Regions from separate parts of the Homo sapiens genome. Here region 2 is linked to region 1. Evidence: read pairs that join two places in POLR2A ChIA-PET (ENCODE). Cell type or tissue: Panc1. All regions are shown on one strand. Each heading gives the region's core, and the rest is flanking DNA. Links, peaks and the distances in the headings are about the cores only. Region 1 has its middle 7.0 kb from the start of RPEL1. Region 2 overlaps NT5C2 (5'-nucleotidase, cytosolic II).

The links. ChIA-PET counts read pairs that join two places held together with the same protein. Peaks named below come from ENCODE experiments on the same cell type or tissue, not always from the same donor. Only the 100,000 strongest peaks of a DNase experiment are listed, where the experiment ranks them.
Region 2: POLR2A ChIA-PET joins it to region 1 with 13 read pairs; 14 of 35 experiments call an interaction of 5 or more read pairs at or near these places.

What each region holds. Positions count from the first base shown.
Region 1 is chr10:103,237,462-103,240,371 of GRCh38, reverse strand. No RefSeq gene overlaps it. Among named protein-coding and RNA genes, the nearest start is that of RPEL1, 7.0 kb to the left of the region's middle. RefSeq lists an enhancer at 1-79. In Panc1, for the core only: a CTCF peak has its summit at 1,167; a DNase peak (open chromatin) is centred at 1,319; H3K27ac peaks cover 2,175 bases.
Region 2 is chr10:103,107,575-103,110,484 of GRCh38, reverse strand. All of the region lies in intron 4 of NT5C2 (5'-nucleotidase, cytosolic II), which reads left to right. Among named protein-coding and RNA genes, the nearest start is that of NT5C2, 84 kb to the left of the region's middle. In Panc1, for the core only: no CTCF peak of the experiment used is centred there; no DNase peak of the experiment used is centred there.

The DNA.
Region 1 (2,910 bases), core at 314-2,813:
TGATCCATTGCACTTTCTACCCACCTCTGCTATAGTATCTTCTTATGTCGTCAGAGCTAATTATTGGCTCCTTCACTTGTTTGTGAACTCCCTAAGGACCATGGATGTTTCATTTTGAATCCCCAGAGCCTAGCAAAATACCTGGCAGGGAGAGGGCATTTAATGCATGTTGCTGAATGAATGAATGAATGAATGAATGAATGAAGAATGAATGGAGACCAGGTCATAGTCTAAATCAGAAAAGTAGATTAAGGCCAGGCATGGTGGCTCACGCCTGTAATCCCAGCACTTTGGGAGACCAAGGCGGGAGAATGGTTTGAGCCTAGGAGTTTGAGACCAACCTGGGCAACATAGTGAGACCTCATCCCTACAGAAAATAAAAAAAGGCCGGGCACAGTGGCTCACACCTGTAATCCCAGCACTTTGGGAGACTGAGGCAGGCGGATCAAGAGGTGAAGAGATCGAGACCATCCTGGCCAACATGGTGAAATCCCATCTCTACTAAAAATACAAAAATTAGCTGGGCATGGTGGGGCGTGCCTGTAATCCCAGCTACTCAGGAGGCCGAGGCAGGAGAATCGCTTGAACCCAGGTGGTGGAGGTTGCAGTAAGCCGGGATCGTGCCACTGTGCTCCAGCCTGGCAACAGAGCGAGACTTTGTCCCCCCCCCAAAAAAAAAAAAATTAGATGGGCATGGTGGCACCTGCCTGTAGTCCCAGCTACTCAGGAGGCTGAGGTGGGAGGATCGCTGAAACCCAGGAAGTCAAGGTTGCAGTGAGCTGTGATTGTGCCACTGCACTCCACCCTGGGCAACAGAGCAAGACCCTGTCTCAACAAAAAAAAAAAAAAAAAAAAAAGGAAATGTAGATTAAACCCATTATGTAGTGGACAGAGCCACATTTATCAGGCAGACTCCTGCTTCACAGTTTCAGTCTAACTTTTTCTAAATGTTTGATCTTTTCTTGAGGAAGCTATGGGTTTACACTGTGGCAAAAGTAGTTAGGTAAGTTATGAGCTAGGACTAAGAAATATTTTTTAAAATCCCAATGTGTTTGTGTGGGAGGCCAAGAAACAGCTTTCTCTTGATCTGTCTCTGAGGATAGATCCTACCAGACTTTTTCTCCACCCTAGACCTGTTCCCGAGGATTATCCATTTCAGAATTCTTGACCTTCTAACTCTAGTGACGTAACTGCCTCAGTCAGGCACGCCCTGGACCTTGTCATGATTGTCCAGCTCAGAAATGCCAACAAACTGGTCTCTGGCCGGAACTTCCTTGCCATCGGTTTACTCCCTTCCCCTACTCCCAGCTCCCTGTATCTCTTTCCCAAACCCCAGCCCATGAGTGCCTCCTTTCTTCATTCTTGTCCACAGGGTGGTGCTCCTCTTGCTGTCTGAGGCCAGTCCCTCAGTGTGTGCTGGATTCCATCCTTCCCAATTCCTCGGCGCTCGGCTCCATCCTCAGCAGCACACTTCCCTCCATCCTCACTCTCTCCTTTCTGGCTTTTCCTTCCATACATAAACAGTCAAGCTTCTCTCACCTCAGAAAGGTACCTCTCTCTAGCTATAAGCCAGTCTTGGAAGTTCACTTCACAGCAGAGCTTATCAAAAGAGCAGGCCCTGTTTGCTACCCACTCACCCTTAACTCCATTTCTGGCCCCACCTCTCCAGTTGTTCTTCCCAAGGCCACAGCAACCTCCTAATTGCACAATCTAGCAAGTAGCTTTTTGTTTGTTTCTTTGTTTGTTTGTTTTTGAGATGGAATTTCACTCTTGTTGCCCAGGCTGGAGTGCAATGGCACGATCTCGGTTCACTGCAGCCTCAGCCTCCCGGGTTCAAGCAATTCTCCTGCCTCAGCCTCTCAAGTAGCTGGGACTACAGGCGCCCGCCACCATGCCCAGATAATTTTGTGTATATTTTTTAGTAGAGACAGGGTTTCACCATGTTGGCCAGGCTGGTCTTGAACTTCTAGCCTCAGGTGATCCGCCTGCCTGGGCCTCCCAAAGTGCTGGGATTACAGGCGTGAGCCACCGCACCCGGCTGCAGGTAGTTTTCAATTGCTATTTTGCTTGCACTTTGTGTGGCATTTGACACTATGAACTACTCCTGTCTTCTGGAACCTCTGTTGTTCTTTTGTTCTTCCTTCGTTTGCAAAGCACTCTCTTTGTTCCTTTTTTTTTTTTTTGAGACGGAGTCTCACTCTGTCACCCAGGCTGAAAGGTAGTGGTGCAATCTTAGCTCATAGCAACTTCTGCCTCCCAGGTTCAAATGATTCTCATGCCTCAGCCTCCCGAGTAGCTGGGACTACAAGTGCCCACCACCAATCCTGGCTACTTTTTGTATTTTTAGTAGAGATGGGTTTTCGCCATGTTGGCCAGGCTGGTCTTGAACTCCTGACCTTAGGTGATCTATCTGTCTGCTTTGGCCTCTCAAAGTGTTGGGATTACAGGCGTAAAAAAAAGACTGCACCCAGTCTTTTTTTTTTAGAGACAGGGCCTGGCCGGGCCTGGTGGCTCACGCCCGTAATCCCGACACTTTGGGAGGCCGAGGTGGGCGGATCACGAGGTCAGGAGGTCGAGACCAACCTGGCTAATACGGTGAAACCTCGTCTCTACTAAAAATACAAAAAATTAGCTGGGCGTGGTGGTGGGGACCTGTAGTCCCAGCTACTTGGGAGGCTGAAGCAGGAGAATGGCGTGAACCCGGGAAGCGGAGCTTGCAGTGAGCTGAGATTGCGCCACTGCACTCCAGCCTGGGCGACAGAGAGAGACTCCATCTCAAAAAAAAAAAAAAAAAAAAAAGAGACAGGGCCTGATTCTGTCATCTAGGCTGGAGTGCAGTGGTGTGATCTTAGCTCACTGTAGCCTTGAACTCCTGAGCTCAAGCAATCCTTCTGCTTGAGCCTCCTGAGT
Region 2 (2,910 bases), core at 182-2,681, 130 kb after region 1:
CACAAAGAGCTTTTGTTTGTTTGCTTTTTGAGATGAAGTCTCACTCTGTTGCCCAGACTGGAGTGCAGTGGTGCAGTCTTGGATCACTGCAACCTCCGCCTCCTGGGTTCAAGCATTTCTCCTGCCTCAGCCTCCTAAGTAGCTGGGACTGCAGGTGCGAGCCACCACGCCCAGCTAATTTTTGTGTTTTTAGTAGAGACGGGGTTTCGCCATATTGGCCAGGGTGGTCTCAAACTCCTGACCTCAAGTGATCCACACGCCCCGGCCTCCCAAAGTGCTGGGATTACAGGTGTAAGTGCTGGGATTACAGGTGTGAGTTACCACTCCTGGCCTTACAAAGAGCTTTTGGAGACTCAAAGAGACCTAAATTTTGGCTTCAGCTGATGTTTGTACTTGCTATATAACTTCACGTCAGCAAATGGGGAAGATATATCATATTTTTAGGAAGTACTCTGAGTTCATTGAGAAAAAGGAAATTTAAAGTATTTCCATAGGTGGAATTTCTAGAAAGTCACTTCGGTTGAACACTTGGGAAATTCTGCCCTGCCAATAAATATAATGTGGCAAGTATAGTGTTTTTATTTTCTGCTATTCTAGGATTTGTGCTGTCAAAATGGGGATTTGAGACTTTTTCTCTCCTGTATTGTTTTTCACTGAAAATTATGAGTACATTAATTTGTGCTTCAAATCCAAATTGTCTCATAGACATAGGTTTTACTCGATAGTCACTCCATTGCTCTATAGTTACCTAATTTCTCTAGCTGGAGAAATTGCTGATTTAGGGGTGAGTGTGGGTGGGAGTAATTAAGGTTTGTTTTTTGTCTCCCACTCTTAAGGCATATCCAGCAAATTGTCCTTCTGAAAAAATTAACAATTGAAAACATTTTATATGGACCAAATCCTGTAAGAATAAATGTCAGTAGATTACCCAAATTACTTAGCTATACTGGAACTTTATTTCATTAAATACAGTTTGAAATAAATGGGGCCTTGGTTAGGATTGAGAAATAATTTTTGTTTTATGGAGATTGTACTAAAATGAGATTTACTTGCAACTGGGGTGGGAGCATGGGGCATTGAGGAGGGTAAGGTGAGAGTGGTTATACTTATAACAAATTTACAACAGTAGGTGCCATGCCTTATGGTTTTATGATACACCAGCTCTTACTCTATTAGTGTATATAGCACTTTATTTTTTTATCCACAGTGTACATCATATAGATTTAGGAATTCCACACTTAAGTCTTCAACAAGTTTTTTTTAGGGGGATGGGAGAGGATGAGGCAGGATTTAAGGGGAAGAAGGTAATATAGCCAGTTTTGAAAATGTTAGCCATGGCTGGGCATGGTGGCTCAGCCTGTAATAGCAGCACTTTGGGAGCCCGAGGCAGGCGGATCACTTGAGGTCAGGAGTTCGAGACCAGCCTGGCCAACATGGTGAAACCCCCGTCTCAACTAAAAATACCAGGTGTGGTGGCGGGCACCTGTAATCCCAGCTACTTGGGAGGCTGAGTCATGAGAATCGCTTGAATCTGGGAGGCAGAGGTTGCAGTGAGTCAAGATCACGGCCACTGCACTCCAGCCTGGGCAATGGAGCGAGACTCTGACTCAGAAAAAAAGAAAAAGAAAAAGAAAAAAAAAAGTTAGCCAGGGTTAGCATTGGCATTAAATTATTATTACCCTTGTGACAACAAAAGAAATAAAGATGGTTTTTTTCTTTTGGCATTGTTCTGATGAGACTCAAAAGACCTTAAAAGGCTTCTGGTTTTAAAATCTGACAAATATTTATTAAAGGATTTTGAAAGCCCAGCTTGCTTTTTAAAAACTTCAGTTTAATTTTAAAAATAGATATACATTAATGTAAGTTTTAAAGGTACAAGAAGTACATGACAGTTTCCTTCCCTGTCTCTTAAAGGCCACTCAGTTCCTTTCCTACGTGGCAACTAGTATTACTGTTATATATTTCCAGAAATATTCTAAAGGATTGTTTTTGGAAAGGGAAAGTTGAATCACACTCATTAAAGTATTAGCACCAACTTGGATAGGTAGACTAATTGCAATGAAAAATCAGTTTGCGCCAAAAGCTAAAGATGTTAATAGTAGATGGAAGAACTATAATAATAATAGTTGCATTATTATGAGATTACAAGAATAGGATGGATATTTTTGCCTCATTTGGCATTTAGCAAGCTAGCAGGTCTTTTTAGCTGTTATTTTTAATATGGCTTACTCACTCCTGGAGACTGATGGAAAGATGCTTACCTAAATATTTCATTTGGAAGAAACCTATTTAAAGGAGCAACATTTTCTTTTCTTTTCTTTTTTTTCTTTTTGAGACAGTCTCACTCTGTCGCCAAGGCTGGAGTGTAGTGGCACGGTCTCGGCTCACTGCAGCCTCCACCTCCTGGGTTCAAGCGATTCTCCTGCCTCACCCTCCCGAGTAGCTGGGATTACAGGTGCCCGCCACAACGTCCAACTAATTTTTGTGTTTTTAGTAGAGACGGGGTTTCACTGTGTTGGCCAGGCTGGTCTGGAACTCCTGACCTCAAGTGATCCGCCCGCCTTGGGCTCCCAAAGTGCTGGGATTACAGGCGTGAGCCACCGCACCTGGCCGCAACATTTTCTTTCTGCTTGAATTTCAGTAGTAAACTCTGAAAAGTTTTTTCATTATGGAAAATTTCAGACTTACACAATAGAGAGAGAACCCCTCATTGCCTGAAATCCCTGTTATTTGACCTGTAACAAACTCAATGCTCCTTTGGCAGATAAGGAGAGATTTAGTTTTATATACACATTTGCATATTTTTTTTTTTTAGACAGAGTCTCGCTCTGTCACCCAGGCTGGAGTGCAGTGGCATGATCTCAGTTCACTGCAACCTCTGCCTCTCAGGTTCAAGCGATTCTCCCACCT